Linked DNA regions of Homo sapiens: region 1 is linked to region 2. Evidence: chromatin loops called from intact Hi-C (ENCODE). Cell type or tissue: adrenal gland. All regions are shown on one strand.

The links. A loop is a pair of places that touch in the nucleus more often than their neighbours do. Peaks named below come from ENCODE experiments on the same cell type or tissue, not always from the same donor. Only the 100,000 strongest peaks of a DNase experiment are listed, where the experiment ranks them.
Region 1: a loop joins it to region 2, with 4 times the contacts of the local background. A loop is called at or near these places in 39 of 110 quality-filtered maps.

What each region holds. Positions count from the first base shown.
Region 1 is chr2:206,173,722-206,181,721 of GRCh38, forward strand. It overlaps CMKLR2 (chemerin chemokine-like receptor 2), which reads right to left. Exons shown (of 2, transcript NM_001389445.1): 2 at 1,595-3,554. The coding sequence starts at 3,526. The coding sequence ends at 2,459. Among named protein-coding and RNA genes, the nearest start is that of SNORA41, 15 kb to the left of the region's middle. In adrenal gland, no CTCF peak of the experiment used is centred here; no DNase peak of the experiment used is centred here; H3K27ac peaks cover 989 bases.
Region 2 is chr2:206,255,519-206,263,518 of GRCh38, forward strand. It overlaps CMKLR2-AS (CMKLR2 antisense RNA), which reads left to right. Exons shown (of 6, transcript NR_104359.1): 3 at 348-464; 4 at 911-1,003; 5 at 4,313-4,497; 6 at 7,861-8,000. It also overlaps the pseudogene HMGN1P6 and the pseudogene RN7SKP260. Among named protein-coding and RNA genes, the nearest start is that of ZDBF2, 15 kb to the right of the region's middle. In adrenal gland, a CTCF peak has its summit at 4,986; a DNase peak (open chromatin) is centred at 4,733; H3K27me3 peaks cover 6,632 bases.

The DNA of each region.
Region 1 (8,000 bases), 82 kb before region 2:
CGTGGGAATATTGTGTGATGCTGAGGTTTAAAGTATGAATCCTCTCACCCTGGTAGTGAGCACAGTACCCCAACAGGTGGTTGTTTTTTTTTTTTGAGACCAAGTCTCGCTCTGTTGCCCAGGCTGGAGTGCAGTGGCTCAATCTCAGCTCACTGCAACCTCTACCTCCTGGGTTCAAGTGATTCTTCTGCCTCAGCCTCCTGAGTAGCTGGGATTACAGGCACATGCCACCACGCCCAGCTAATTTTTTGGATTTTTAGTAGAGATGGGGTTTCACCATGTTGGTCAGGCTGGTCTCGAATTCCTGACCTTGTGATCCACCCCTCCTCGGCCTCCCAAAGTGCTGGAATTACAAGTGTGAGCCACTGAACCCAGCCGCCCAGGCTTTTTTTTTTTTTTTTTTTTTTTTTTTTTTTTTTTGAGACAGTCTTACTCTGTTGCCCAGGCTAGAGTGCAGTGGCGCAATCTCGGTTCACTGCAACCTCCGCCTCCCAGGTTCAAGTGATTCTCTTGCCTCAGCCTCCCGAGTAGCTGGGACTACAGGTGCGTGCCACCACACCTGGCTAATTTTTGTATTTTTAGTAGAGACGGGGTTTCACCTTGTTGACCAGGCTGGTCTTGAACTCCTGACTTCAGGTGACCCGCCTATCTTGGCCTCCCAAAGTGCGGGGATTACAGGCATTAGCCACCGAGCCCAGCCTCAGCTCCCACTTACAAGTGAGAACATGCAGTATTTGGTTTTCTGTCCTGCACTAATTTACTTAGGATAATGGCCTCCAGTTCCATCCATGTTGCTGCAAAGGACACGATTTCATTCTTTTTTATGGCTGTGCAGTAGTCCATGATGTATATGTACCACACTTTGTTTATCCAATCTACCATTGATAGGTACCTGATACCCAGAATTTTCTAAAAGCATTTCTGTTTATAATGATACCGTAGAGGATTAAAGATTGGTGCAATTTTTTTTGACATTCTTTCCGTTGAGAGATGGGGATCTGTGTCTCTTCCCCTTGAACATGAGCTGGTCTATGCCTGCTTTGACCAATACAATACAATAGAAGTGATACTGTACCTGTGCCAGTCATAGCCTTTAACAGGACTAGAAATTTCCACCTTGGCCTCTTGGAGCCCTGAGTTGCCACATTAGAAGTCTGGCGACCCTGAAATGCCATGGTGGAATAGCTGTGTTGGGAGGGGAGAGGGAGGGAGGGAAGGGGATGTCTTAGGCAGCTTCCAGCTTCGATTTGCATCATCTCAGTCCAGCTGATGCTCCAGATATTGCAAAGCAGAGAGAGATGAACCTCTTTTCTGACTTCTTTGAATTCCTGACCCTCAGAATTGTGAGAATTATATCAAAAGTATAAACTGTTTTAAGAACTAGGTTTAGGAGGAGTTTATTAAGCATCATTAGTTAACTGGGTTTTTGGAGTGTGGCGACGGTATTTGTGGACACTGTCCCAGGAACATGAGCTGTCATATCCCCTCCTCTTCCACTTCCCATTGCAACCAATAAAGGCTGTTCCTACTATAAAAAACAGAGAGAGTGGGAGAAAGAAGAAAAAATCTCCCAAATCATTAACTAGAACAGATGTTTTAAGATAACCAACAATTACTTTAATTCATAAATGTATATACATAGATTACATAAAGAAATTAAGTACACATGTTGCATTTTAAAAATGTGTCTAGCAGGTTATTGTACAAAATTAAAATGAATTTAAGAATACATTTTAACATTTTTAAAATTAGTTAATCATATATTTATTTATCTATTTTATTTATTTATTTTTGAGACAGAGTTTTACTCTTGTTGCCCAGGCTGGAGTGCAATGGTGTGATGTTGGCTCACCACAACCTCTGCCTCCCAGGTTCAAGTGATTCTCCTGCTTCAGCCTCCCGAGTAGCTGGGTTTGCAGACATGCACCACCATGACCGGCTAATTTTGTATTTTTAGTAGAGACGGGGTTTCTCCATGTTGGTCAGGCTGGTCTCGAATTCCTGACCTCGGGTAATCCCCCCACCTTGGCCTCCCAAAGTGCTGGGATTACAGGTGTCAGCCACCGTGCCTGGCTAATCATATATTTAATATTAAGACTTAAGGCTTTAGAAAAGTTATTATTCAAAAAATAACTGATATTGCTTCAAAAGTGATTAATTCACCATGGTATAATTAACAAGAATGATGCATTTCATTTAAGTTGCAGAAAAAAATTATGCGGATCCTTCCTAAGTATTTTCAGTTTTTTAAAAAAAATTTATTGCCACATCACAAGGAGTCAAGAGGATCCTTCCTAAGTTTCATATCCACACAAAAATGTGATGCCTATATAGTGACCAGAAACAATAACTATGAAAGTGGAGTCGGCTCTCTATCTTGGAAACAATTTTAATCTGAAAGCATCAGTCAGAGGACCCACATAAAAAGCCATATACTGATTTGTGGAAAAGTAATAACTTATTGAGCTGTTTCCAGGAGACACAGATTCTTGGTTTCTGAGTTCCTGAGCTGTTCACTCACTGTGCCAGAACAGCTGACTTCCCACAGTGTGTACTTGAGTATCTCAGCAACTGAGGACCGGAAGCGAGCTTGGAACTTCTTACTAATTAGGACATAAAGGATGGGGTTCAAGCAACTATTGAGGAATGCCAAACCAGTGGAGAGGGGGATTCCAGCCTGCATCACATGGTGGGAATAGCTATTGTGGTGAATGGTGAGCTCCCAAATGCTAAACAGGTGATAAGGAGTCCAGCAAACCACAAAGGCCACAACCACAACCAGAATTGTCCAGAAATGCCTACTGGAGATCAGGATGCTTCGCTTCTTCACCTTGAAGATGAGACACAAGTAGCAAATACTCATTGTTAGCAAAGGGAAGAGATAGCCAATGATAAATTTCACCCAAGTCAGAACATGGTGCCTGATCAAAGTGAGGTCAGGATCATGCTTCTGAAAATTGTTATAGCAAAGAGTATGATTATTGAACTCCACAGTGTCCCGGAAGTACAGGGCAGGACCGCCAATTAGAGAAGCCAAAAGCCAGATGAATATAATGACAATCAGAGAGTTCTTGAGGGTTCGATGCCGATGAGATAAGACAGGATGGATCAAGTGGATATAGTGGTCCAGGCTGATCACTGTCAGGAAAAAAACACTGGCAAACATGTTCAACTGGGCAGTGAAGGAATTGGCTTTGCACAGCCAGATGCCAAAGGGCCAGTGGAAATTCATGGCCACATAGGAGATGTACAGGGGCAGAAAGAGAAGAAAAATGAAATCCGCAATGGCTAGATTGAGGAACCACAGAGTGGTGACTGTCTTCTTCCACTTGAACCCCGTGAACCAAATGACGATGGCATTTCCTGGAATTCCCAGAACAAAAGCCAAACAATATAACACCAGGGAGACCCAGTGAACAACTCCCAGCTGGACTTTCTCCTCCAAATCAGACTCCAGAGAGTAATAGTCTAGGTCATAGGAATAGTTTTCAAATTCTTCAAATAATGTTTCCTCCAAATCTTCCATGACCTTGCTAAATGGAGAATGAAGAAATCTGTAGAAGCAAATTTAAAAAGAAAGAAAAAATTTTAAAAGAAAAATAAAAGTTCAGTGAATGATAAGGAACGTGAAGATAAAAATATTTCAGGTTATGGACCAGACATAGTATTATTTTTTCTTTTTTTTGAGACAGGGTCTCACTCTGTTGCCCAAGCTGGAGTGCAATGGCATGCTTTTGGCTCACTGCAGCCTTGACCTCCTAGGCTCAAGTGCCTCCTACCTCAGCCACCCCAATAACTAGGACCACAGGTGCTCATGACCATGCCCAGCTAATTTTTAAATTTTTTGTAGAGATGAGGTCTCACTATGTTGCCCAGGCTGGTCTTGAACTCCTGGGCTCAAGTGATCCTCCTACCTCAGCCTCCCAAAGTGCTGGGATTATAGGCATGAGCAACTATACCCAGCAAATATAGTATATTTTTTGATAGGACTTGTGGTTATACTCCATATGTTCAAGTCTTGGTGAGCCTCAGTTTCACTCTGATTATCATTCTCCCAGCATGAGAGTTCCTTTCTGTAAAGTATTTAGTACTTGCTAAATTAAAATGAATGACTCTACGGTTATAATTCTTCAGTTCGTAATGCTTGTAGGGCTGACTAGAGAGAATTCAACAAGCATTTATTAGATTCCTACTATGCATTATTATTTTATGGCAGATGCAAAAGAAAACGGATTAATACTTACAGAGTGATAGCTTCAAAATCTGTATTTCAGCCAGACACAGTGGCTCACACCTGTAATCCCAGCACTTTGGGAGGCTGAGACAGGGAGATTGCTTGAGACCAGCCTGGGAAATATAGCAAAAACCTGTCTCTACAAAAAATAAATTTTTAAAATAGCCAGATCTAGTGGCTCATGCTGTAGTCCCAACTACTCAGGAGGCCAAGGCAAGAGGATTGCATGAGCCCAGGAGTTTGAGGCTGCAGCGAGCTATGATCAAGCCACTGCACTCCAGCCTGGGCAACAGAGCAGGACCCCACCTCAAAACAAATTTTTTCCTGAAAAATCTGGATTTGTTGTTGCCCTGACTTCTTAAACTCTAGATAAAGAGTTCCTACTATTTCCTAGACCAATCCATCTGGATGTCACTGGAGATTTTGACCTGAGATTTTGCATCCAAGGATGTTTTGAGTCCATGTTTATGAAAGCAAACATAGTAATCAGAATTATATCAATATGGATGGCTTCTCATCCAAAAGGTAGCTTTTGGATTAAATTTGATTATGACCACTTAATTTCTATATTAATTTCCTACAGAATGCAATTAAGCTTTATTTAAATTTTTATCTTATTGAAATAATTCTTTTCCATAATAATTTATGACAAAGATTAGATTTTTTTTTGAGACAGCCTTCTATTTTTGTTTTGTTTGTTTGTTTGTTTGTTTTTTTGAGACAACCTCCCGTTACAGAGGCTGGAATGCATGGCACGATCTCGGCTCACTGTAGCCTTTGCTTCCTGGGCTCAAGCAATTCTCCTGTTTGAGCCTCCTGAGTAGTTGGGATTACAGATGCTGGCTACCACTCCTGGCTAATTTTTGTATTTTTAGTAGAGACAGGGTTTCACCATGTTGACCAGGCTGGTCTCAAACTCCTGATCTCAAGTGATCCACCCATCTCAGCCTCCCAAAGTGCTGGGATTACAGGTGTAAGCCAGAGTGCCTGGCCAAAGATTGGATTTATTAATCAGTTTTACTTTATTTTTGCCCATACCAAATTTTGTCTCTTATAATTTCTACCAAAGTAAGTTTTATTTTGTGCCCGCTCCCTGTCCCTTTTTTTTTTTTTTTTTTTTTTTTTTTTTTTTTTTTTGAGACAGAATTTTGCTCTTGTTGACCAGGCTGGAGTGCAATGGTGTGATCTTGGCTCACCTCAACCTCACCTCCCGGGTTCAAGCAATTCTCCTGCCTCAGCCTCCCGAGTAGCTGGAATTACAGGCATGTGCCACTACGCCCAGCTAATTTTTGTGTTTTTAGTAGAGACAGGGTTTCTCCATGTTGGTCAGGGTGGTCTCGAACTCCCGACTTCCGGTGATTCGCCCACCTTGGCCTCCCAAAGTGCTGGGATTACAGGCATGAGCCACCGCACCCAGCCTTTTTTTTTTTTTTTTTTTTTTGAGACGGAGTCTTGCTTGTTACCAGGCTGGAGTGCAGTGGCGCCATCTCGGCTCATTGCAACCTCCACCTCCCGGGTTCAAGTGATTCTCCTGCCTCAGCCTCCAGGTATTTTTAGTAGAGACAGGGTTTCACCATGTTGGCCAGGATGGTCTCGATCTCTTGACCTCGTGATCCACCCACCTGGGCCTCCCAAAGTGCTGGGATTACAGGAATAAGCCACCGCGCCCTGCCCCTCTGCCTTTTTTCTTATCAAGACCAGTTTTTCTGGGTTAAGAAGACTTGAATGTCAGTTTTTCAATCAGCACAAAAGTATACTGTGTGTAACTCTGTCTTCTTCCATTTTATTTTGTGCTATTTCTATCTGTAGTATTGAATGAAGATCAAGCAGAAAAAAGATTAATAGTTATATTCATTTCATGGAGTTACAATCATACATGAGGCAAGTATGTAAAATTTTAGATTATAGTAGGGTTAGAATAAAGAGGTCAAAACATCCTGTGTTGCTCACAGGCATCTCAAATTCAATTTGACTATCGCTGAATTCATCATCCTACCTAAAACCTTCTGAGAAATCCGGCAGGGCAAAAAACAGAAGCAATTTATTCCCTTCCTCCCAACCCTAGCCCAGCAACTTTTTTGTTCTTCAATATTCAATTCAAATGCCACCTTTCTTAGAAACATTTTCTGACTTACCTTCCTGCAGATAATTATAATAATTATTATTGTTATTATTAAAACAATTTATAATAAAATGATAGTCAATGTTATTGAGAATTTACTAGATGCCAGACATGTATGATCTAATTTGATCCTCATAAGAATCTTACATACACTTGTAATCCCAGTGCTTTGGGAGGCCAAGGCAGGAGGATTGCTTGAGCCTAAGAGTTTGAGACAAGCCTGGACAACAAAGTGAGAAACTGTCTCTTAAAAAAAAAAAAAAGATCTTACATTGTGGGTAAGTACAGGTGACCCTTGAAAAACATGGGGGGTGCCTAGAGGCGCTGACCCCACACACAGTAAAAAAAATTTACATAAAACTTTTCGTTGTTATTGAGACATAGTCTGCCACTGTCACCCAGGTCAGAACGCAGTGGCACAATCATAGCTCACTGCAGCCTCAAACTCCTAGGCTCAAGTCATTCTCCCACCTCCACCTCCCAAGTAGCTGGGACTACAGAAGTACATCACCATGCCTGGCTGATATTTTTATTTTTGTAGAGATGGGGTCTTGTTATGTTGCCCAGGCTGGTCTTGAACTCTTGGCCTTAAGTGATTCTCTTGCCTCAGCCTCCCAGAGTGCTGGAATTACAGGAGTGAGTAACTGTGCCCAGCCCATTATTATTATTATTATTATTATTATTATTATTATTTTGAGACAGAGTCTTGCCCTGTTGCCCAAGCTGGAGTGCAGTGGTACAATCTCGTCTCACTGTAACCTCCGCCTCCCGGGTTCAAGTGATTCTCCTGCCTCAGCCTCCCTAATAGCTGGGATTACAGGTGTCTGTCACCACGCCTTGCTAATTTTTATATTTATAGTAGAGATGGTGTTTCACTTTGTTGGCCAGGCTGGTCTTGAACTCCTGACGTCAGGTGATCCGCCCACCTTGGCCTCCCAAAGTGTTGTATTGGGATTTTAGGCATAAGCTACCATGCCCGGACTTATTATTATTATTGAGACCAACTCTCTCACTCTGATGCCCAGGCTGGAGTGCAGTGGTGCGATCTCGGCTCACTGCAACCTCTGCCTCCTAGGTTCAAGTGATTCTCCTCCCTCAGCCTCCCAAGTACCTGGGACTACAGGCTTTTGCCACCATGCTGGCTAATTTTTGTATTTTTAGTAGAGACAGAGTTTCACCATGTTGGCCAGGCTGGCTGTCTTGATCTCCTGACCTCAAGTAATCTGCCCATCTCAGTCTCCCAAAGTGCTGGGATTACAGGTGTGAGCCACCATGCCTGGCCCTATTATTTTTTTTTTTAGAAACGAGTATCACTATGTTGCCCAGGCTGGATTCAAATTCCTGAGCTCAAGGATTCCTCCCAACTCAGCCTCCTAAGTAGCTGAGACTACAGGAACATACCACCAAACTTGACTTGCATATAACTTTTGACTCCCCCAAAACTTAACTATTAATAGCCTTCTGTTGATCAAAAGCCTTACTAATGACATAAAGTATCAATTAACACATATTTTGTATGTTTTATGTATTATATACGTATTCTTGCAATAAAGTAAGCCAGTGAAAAGAAAATGTTATTAGGAAATCATAAGGGGCTGAGAGCAGTGGCTCACGCCTATAATCCCAGCACTTCGGGAGGCCGAG
Region 2 (8,000 bases):
TTTTTCTTTAGTAGTGGGCATGTTATGGGCTGTGTTGAGGATCAGTACACAAACATTTGTATTTGAATACAATTCTTAACATACTAGAATGAAAATCTCAAAAGCCATGTTGTTGTGGTCTTTTCTAAAACGATTCCAGTGACTTCCCAGCTTAAAAGCTTGGGGCAAATTTTCCTTAAGAGCTGTTAATTTACAATGTAATATCATATAAATTACCTGCCCAAATTTTCAATCTTCCGCGGCATATTAACAAAGTTATTAGGAAATAACTTTGGTTATGGACTACCATAACCAAAGATATTACAGAGTGCACATAATCCTTTTTTTTTTTTTTTTTTTTGAGACAGAATCTCAATAAGTATCCAGGCTGGAGTGCAGTGGCGCGATCTCGGCTCACTGAAACCTCTGCCTCCCAGGTTCAAGCGATTCTCCTGCCTCAGCCTCTCGAATAGCTGGGATTACAGGTGAGTGACACCATGCCTGGTTAGTTTTTGTATTTTCAGTACAGACGGGGTTTCACTATGTTGGCCAGGCTGGTCTTGAACTCCTGACCTCAAATGATCCTCCTGCCTCAGCCTCCCAAAGTGCTGGGATTACAAGCATGAGCTACCACACCCCGGCCGAGTGCATAGAATTCTGACAGGGAGAGTAAAGATTAAGGAGTGGTTTTCTTTTCTTTCTTTTTCTTTTTCTTTTTTTTAGAGACAGGGTCTTGCTTTGTCAGCCAGACTGGAAAACACTGGTGCAATCATAGCTCACTGCGGCTTTGAACTCCTGGGTTCAAGCGATCCTCCCGCCTCAGCCACCCGAGTAGCTGGGACTACAAGCATGAGCCATCACGCCCACCCGCCCCCCGCACCCCCCCAACCCCTTTTGAAAGTAAAATATTTAGAATGGCTTTTATTTCTAGGCAACTACCATTTTTCCCCCTCTGTCTTTTGATGTTCACCTGACAAGCTCCTGGTGGTAGCCGGTAGCTCTGACAGAGAGCAAAAGAAATAAGGTAAGGTCCCAACCTAGTGATCCCAGGTCTGGGCGGTATTTCACCTTTGGTGGTGCCATTGGTTTCCTGTTGTGAGATTATTCCTCCCACTGGGGTTAGGACACATAGGCCAGGGGTTGGGGGGTTGGGTGGGGGGTGCGGTGTAGTAGGAGGTCAGGGGTGGGAGGGGTGAGGGAAGACTCCCTCCTTTGCTATGGGTGTTACTTTCCTGGTTCACTTTAGCATTTAGCCCCACCTTGGGCGGAGATAGCAATCTTGCAATTGTTCCATGCCCTTCAGCTCTCCTTGGCTTGAGGCAGGGAGGACCTGGTCTTTAATCTGTCTTGTCTTTAACCTTAGTCAATCAGGAGCTGCTATGTGGTCTATTCTTGTTAGACCAGAGGCGCCTGGTCGCATGGCTCTTTTTGGGAGGACTTAGGTTGATAATGGCAACCTCATGCTTTAGGGCGGACACGGTGAACAACAGACAACAGAGGGCTTTATGCAGCCCGCATAGCAGCAGCACACCCCTCCAGCAAGCAGTTCTGCTTCCCCACATGGTGCTAGCCATGGGGGAAGAGCCACAGCAAGCCACACGCAGGTCAAAGGCATTTTGTTGTGCCCCTTGTGGTTGTGACCACACACCCTGCTTGCTGTGCCAGTTGTATTTTTCTCTAATTTGATCTTTCCTCTAATTTGCTCCTGAGACAGACAGTAGCTATGAAGTCTAGCCTGTCCTGAAGGGGCTGCCCTGAAGAGGATGCTTATATTGTGTTTTTCACAGAATACTTCTTTATCCTGACCTAATGCCTGATTGTCCAGCCTGTATCCAGGTGTCCCTCTCACAGGAAGCTTGTTTATATGGGCAGGTGCCCTTGTGGCTCTTGTCTGACCTATGTCCAGGTTATTCCGCTGAAGCCGGAATACTCCCTCTAAGAGCCCTGACCGGCAGGAGGGTTCGCTTCCAGTGTTTAGCTCAGGTGAGACACAGCAGAGGTAACACAACGAAACACGTGAAATAACAACAACAACAAAAGCAGTGTGTCACTGACAGATCCCAGAGAGAAGAGGACAGCACGTCTTGCAGGGCCAGCGAGAAGCGGGGAGCCATCTGGGACATGCACGCTTAGGCAGCGGGCGGGGAGCAAGCAAGAGTGTGCAGGGGAACTGTGGGCCAAGCCTTTAGAAGGGTCCAGGGCGTCACCCAAGCAGGCTTCCTGCGGGGAGTTTTTTTTTGTTTTGTTTTGTTTTAACGGGATTTGGCTTTTGTTGCCCAGGCTGGAGTGCAGGGGCATGATCTCGGCTTACTGCAACCTCTGCCTTCCCAGTTCAAGCGACTCTCCTGCCTCAGCCTCCCGAGTAGCTAAGATTACAGGTGGCCCACCACCACGCCTGGCTAATTTTTTGTATTTTTAGTAGAGGTGGGGTTTCACCATGTTGGCCAGGCTGGTCTCGAACACCTTGACCTCAGGTGATCCACCTACCTCGGTCTTTCAAAGTTCTGGGATTACAGGCGTGAGCCACTGCACCTGGTCCCCGTGGGGGGTTTAGAGCAAGCAGGCATGAGTTCCGTGGGGGCACGCATGCTGTGACTGGGAGGGGGGCACTGTGACATATCTGTGCAGTCTATGCAGGGTGTGGGAGCCAGTGGGTGAGTCTAGTAGGTTGTGCCTAGCTGTCCTCTAGGGAGGTGGTCACCAGGAGATGGTGTATGAAGTAGATTGCTGGATCATCTACCTTGAGAAACTGAGAGGAGGTGGAGAGTTGAGAACTGGAAACAGTGTCAAGGGTGACTAAGCCCTGCTTCTGGTATGAGAAAGTCCAATTTTATATTATATTCAATACGACAAAGTCCAACTTATATTCAAAGTGGATGCCAGGCAACATAAAATTGTAAGAATTCCCTACAGCTTTGTATTACAGGATATAAAACTACCCTCTCCACCTACGGTTTGTTAAGTTGACACCCACAACAGTAAAGTGCTCCCATAATTTATATCCCACTGTTTTCTGGTTGTATAAAAAATAAACAGCATATGATTTTGCCTCTTTTTTAAAAAAAGCACTTAGTTGGGAAGCTGAGGCGGGCAGATCACGAGGTCAGGCGATCAAGACCATCCTCACTAACACGGTGAAACCCCGTCTCTACTAAAAATAAAAAAATTAGCTGGGGAATGGTGGCACACGCCTGTAGTCCCAGAGGCAGGAGAATCACTTGAACCTGGGAGGTGGAGATTCCAGTGATTGTGCCACTGCACTCCAGCCTGGGCGACCGAGTGAGACTCTGTCTCAAAAATAAATAAATAAATAAATAAATAAATAAATAAATAAAGCACTTAGGCCAGGTGCAGTGACTCAAGCCTGTAATCCCAGCATTTTAGGAGGCTGAGGTGGGAGGATTGCTTGAGCCCAGGAGTTCAAGACCAGCCTGAGCAACATGGCAAAGCCTGAGCAAAATGGCAAAAAACCCGTTTCTACAAAAAATAAAAAAAATTAGCCGGGCACAGTGGCGCAGGCCTGTAGTCCCAGCTGTTCAGGACCCTGAGGCAGAAGGATTCCTTGATCCCAGGAGGTCAAGGCTGCAGTGAGCCCTGTTCTTGCCACTGCATTCTAGCCTGGGTGACAGAGCAAAAGCCTGTTTCAAAAACAAACAAAAAAAGCATTTACATTTTAAAAATCATAGTTCTTCCTTCTTAAAAATATTCATAGGCTGGATGCAGTGCCTCATGCCTTTAATCTCAGCACATTGGGAGGCCGAGATGGGGGGACTGCTTGAGGCCAGGAGTTCGAGACCAGCCCAGGCAATGTGTTGAGACCCCCATCTCTTTAAACATCAAAAATAAAAATAAATAAATAGCTGGGCATGGTGATTCGTGCCTGCACTCCCAGCTACTTGGGAGGCTGAGGTGGGAAGAGCGCTTGAGCCCAGGAATTAAGGCTGCAGTGAGCTATAATCATGCCATTGCACCCCAGTCTGGGTGACAGCAAAACCCTGTCTCAAAAAAAAAAAATTACAGAGCTACTTGTGCGTTTACAAAATATAGTATTTGATAAAAATATTTCTCAGAATTGCACAAGAAGGAAGACAGGGACCACTGATAAGACAAGGGTGTAGGATATTAACCAGACTTGGCTTCTTTCTCTCCTGCTTCAGCAGAGGCTGGACTCTCCTTATTTTCAGTTTCTCCATTTTCTGCAGGAAAATCTTTACTTTCTGGGGCAGCTACTTTGGCCTGTTTGTCTTATACTTTTCTTTGCATTTTTTCATTTGTTTGTGTGAAGATTTATCCTTTCCTGCTGCCTGTTTTGGATTTGTTTTCACTTTTGTAGGGGCGGTTTTAGCTGATAACCTCACCAGTCTTCACTTCGGCTCTTCCTTCGCTGCCCCTTCAGCTGCGGGGAACTTGCTCTAGGGCATCTTGGCAGGAGGGAGGGCGTCTGAGGGTACTGGTGCCTGCAGACTTCAAGCACGGAGAGACTTCTTGAAGCGGTGCTGCCTGGCCACTTGGAAAAAGGTAGGGAGAAATCCACATGGAAGAAAGTAGGGAGTAATCAGAAAGTCCAAGGTGGGATGTGAAATTACAGAGCCCTTGAGAGCCTGTTTGGAGGTTCTAACAGGGGAGTGCAGCTACTCATATACCCTCCATCGAAGAGTGATCCTCCTCTATCAGAGTAGGTTGTCCTTTTTGACGGAGCTCACAGCTTCAGGAGGAAGGGGACACCTGGCTAGTCAGACAGATCAAAAACAGAGCTCTTAAGGTTCTCAAAAGCATCTTTGGATAGGGGGTCCTGGGCGACCAGGTGGGCATATGGGGCAAGGCAGTTACAGAGAGATCGTGCAGTTTCTGACCCCAAAATCCTCTCTATTGTCTTTTTGTTTCTGGCAGAGTAAACTGTTGAATAGTAGAAGCCCAGTCTGTGGAGATAGTTTTTCCTGTGGCTGAGATATCATGACCCAGATATTGAATGCAGAACTTTGTCTTTAGCCACCTGGTGGCTCTTTATTGCTAATGCCTTAAGGGTTCAGAAGAGCACTGTCATAACGGGCAGGAGATAGAACATCATCCACATATTGAAATAAAGTGGAGTTTCCTGCATATTTTAAGTCCCTTAAATAGGACCCTCAGTAAATCCTTGGGGCATAACTGTCGAGATATATTGTTGTCCAGATATATTGTTGATTGTGAAGGAAAACAAATACTTGGAATCTTAATGAAAAAGGATGCTGAAAAAATCTGAACGCAAATTGATGACAGGTGAAATATTAGATTTTGGAAGGGATCACAGCCAGCATAGTATTAGGGTTGGGCATCAGGGGAAATCTGGGTTTGACAGTTTTATTGAAAGCTCTCAGATCTTGGACTGGCTGAAAATCCTCTTCCGTTTGGCTTTGTAGTGGCCATAATGGGAGTGTTGCCTAGGCTAGAAGTGGGGATTAGCCTTTTTTTGTCTAATAAATCTTGGGTTATTGGGTGGAGCCCTTCAAGTCCCCATGGTTTTAAATGATTTTGGGCAGTTTGGGGAGGAGCGTGGGAAGATCTGTTTCCACCTTAAGGAATTCTGCGGGCCGTGTACCAGTGGAGTTTGTTGCCCACAAAGGAAGGATTTTGTCTAACAGTCGATGTAAGTCCTTAGCAGAGCATTGCTAGGTTGAAGGGGGAAGAGGAACTCAGAGAAGTCAGACAAAGCCATTAGGGGACAGACATGGCGGGGGAGGGTGGAGTTTGAGAGGGGTCCCTTGTGGGCATAGTGAATTTTGATACTCCAATTCCTGAAAAGATCCCTTCTTAACAGATTTACGAGGGTGAGATAATTGAGAAAAAAGGTTGTACTGAGCTTTAAGAGGCCCCCCAAAACATTAAGAGGTTGAGAAAGGCAAATCGTGAGACACATGATCAAAACCTGCTACTGAAAAAGTCTGGTAATGCTGAGGAAGGAGCACAGGAACCGGGGTGGTGGGTGGTGTTAAGGGTAGATGATTGTGCAGTCCAGGTATTGGTATCAATAAGAAACGTGGACCAGGCGCGGTGGCTCACATCTGTAATCCCAGCACTTTGGGAGGCTGAGGCGGGCGGATCACAAGGTCAGGAGTTCGAGACTGGCCTGGCCAAAATGATGAAACCCCGTCTCTGCTAAAAATACAAAAATTAGCCGGCTGTGGTGGCGCGCAACTGTAGTGCCAGCTACTTGGGAGGCTGAGGCAGGAGAATTGCTTGAACCCAGGAGGTGGAGGTTGCAGTGAGCCGAGATCATGCCACTGCACTCCAGTCTGGGAGACAGAACGAGACTCTGTCTCATAAATAAATAAATAAATAAATAAAACATGGTGAAGTGCCTTTCAACTTTGAGTCTGGTGGCAGTTGAAAGTGCTGGACATTTACTTCCTCGGAGGGGAGTCAGTGATTTTCTAAGAGAAGGGCCCTGAAAGTTTTCCCTCCTCTTGAGAGCTGGGCAATTCTGGACCCAGTGTTCTTTTTCTTTACAGTATTGACAAGCTTCCAGATCACTGGGAACCCATGATTTTGGAGCTTGCCCCATGGGTTAAAATCTTAGGGTTTTTCTAATTGTTGTGATTACATTGATTGCATTGCCACAAACCTTTGTGTTTTCCGATTCTTTGGAAATGCTACCTTTATACTGTTGGACTAATGTCTGAAGCTCATACATGTCTGCATTTTTCTAGTTGATATTATTTTTTCTTTTCTTTTCTTTTCTTTTTTTTTTTTTTTTAAGACAGAGTCTCACTCTGTCACCCACGCTGGAGTGCAATGGCACGATGTTGGCTCACTGCAACCTCCCGCTCCTGGGTTCAAGTGATTCTCCTGCCTCAGCCGCCTGAGTAGCTGGGATTACAGGCGTGCACCACCACGCTCAGCTAATTTTTGTATTTTTAGTAGAGATGGGGTTTCACCATGTTGGTCAGGCTGGTCTTGATCTCCTGACCTCATGATCTGCCCACCTCAGCTTCCCAAAGTGCTGGGATTACAGGCTTGAGCCACCGCGACCAGGCATTGATATTATTTTTTTGTGATGTGTGAACTCCACCCTGAGACCATTTATCATGTTCTAGTGGCCAGAGCAGAGGTTTTTTGGGGAAATCAGTACCCACCCTGAATGCTCCTTCCTTGTTTTCTCCAGTCGATGACGATAGTTTGCCACAGTTTCATCCCTTTGTTGTATACAGTTTTGAGTATATGGCTGATTGGTTTTGGTCAGCTACTCAAAACTGTGAAGAGAAAAGGGGATAGAACTGAGGGATGCCTCCCAGTAGTTTCTCTCTTATTTCTTTCAGTCTTCAGAAGGGGTCAGGGATAGGCTGAGAAAAAAGGTCCCCGGAAATGGTGGTCCATTTGGTTTTTTTTAAACCAAAAGGCGGCATCTCCAGGTTCAACCAAGAGCTGGTTACATTGCTATAAGTCAGGGAGAGTATGACCCCAGGACAATTCTGAATTGTTCAGTAAATTTTCCTTTTCCTTTCCTTTCACGGGTGACGGCATATAAATCAGACCAAGACCGAAGTTTAAATTATGTCTCTTTCCTCAGTCTAGCTTGGGAACAGGGGCCTGCTGTACCCTGGCTTCATCTGTAGGAGATCAGGGCCCAATGAATCTTAAGGTTACAGGGAGTTGAGGGGCATTGAGGTTCAGTTGGCAGAGGACATTCTGGGAGAGAAGGATGCAGGAGAGAGCTGGGAGCAGGATATGGAATTGCTATGGGGTTTTCTGGGTTAAAAACATGTTTCTGAAGGCATGATGTAAAAGCCTCAGTGGTTTGAGTGAGGTATGAATTATTTCACTGTTTTTTGGCGTCTTCCTTAAATAAGCAGACCATCATGCATCTGAGAATTTTGTTCCTTTTTGTTCTGGGTGTCCCTTTAGGTGGATTAATTTGGGGATATCCGAGGAGCCCCAGAGGGCCATTGTAATTCAAGATCTTCAGTAAACTTCTGCCGCGGAGAAAGAACCCGGCCAGTATTGGGACCATCGTGGTGACGCAGGATTGGAGGAACAGGGGTTTC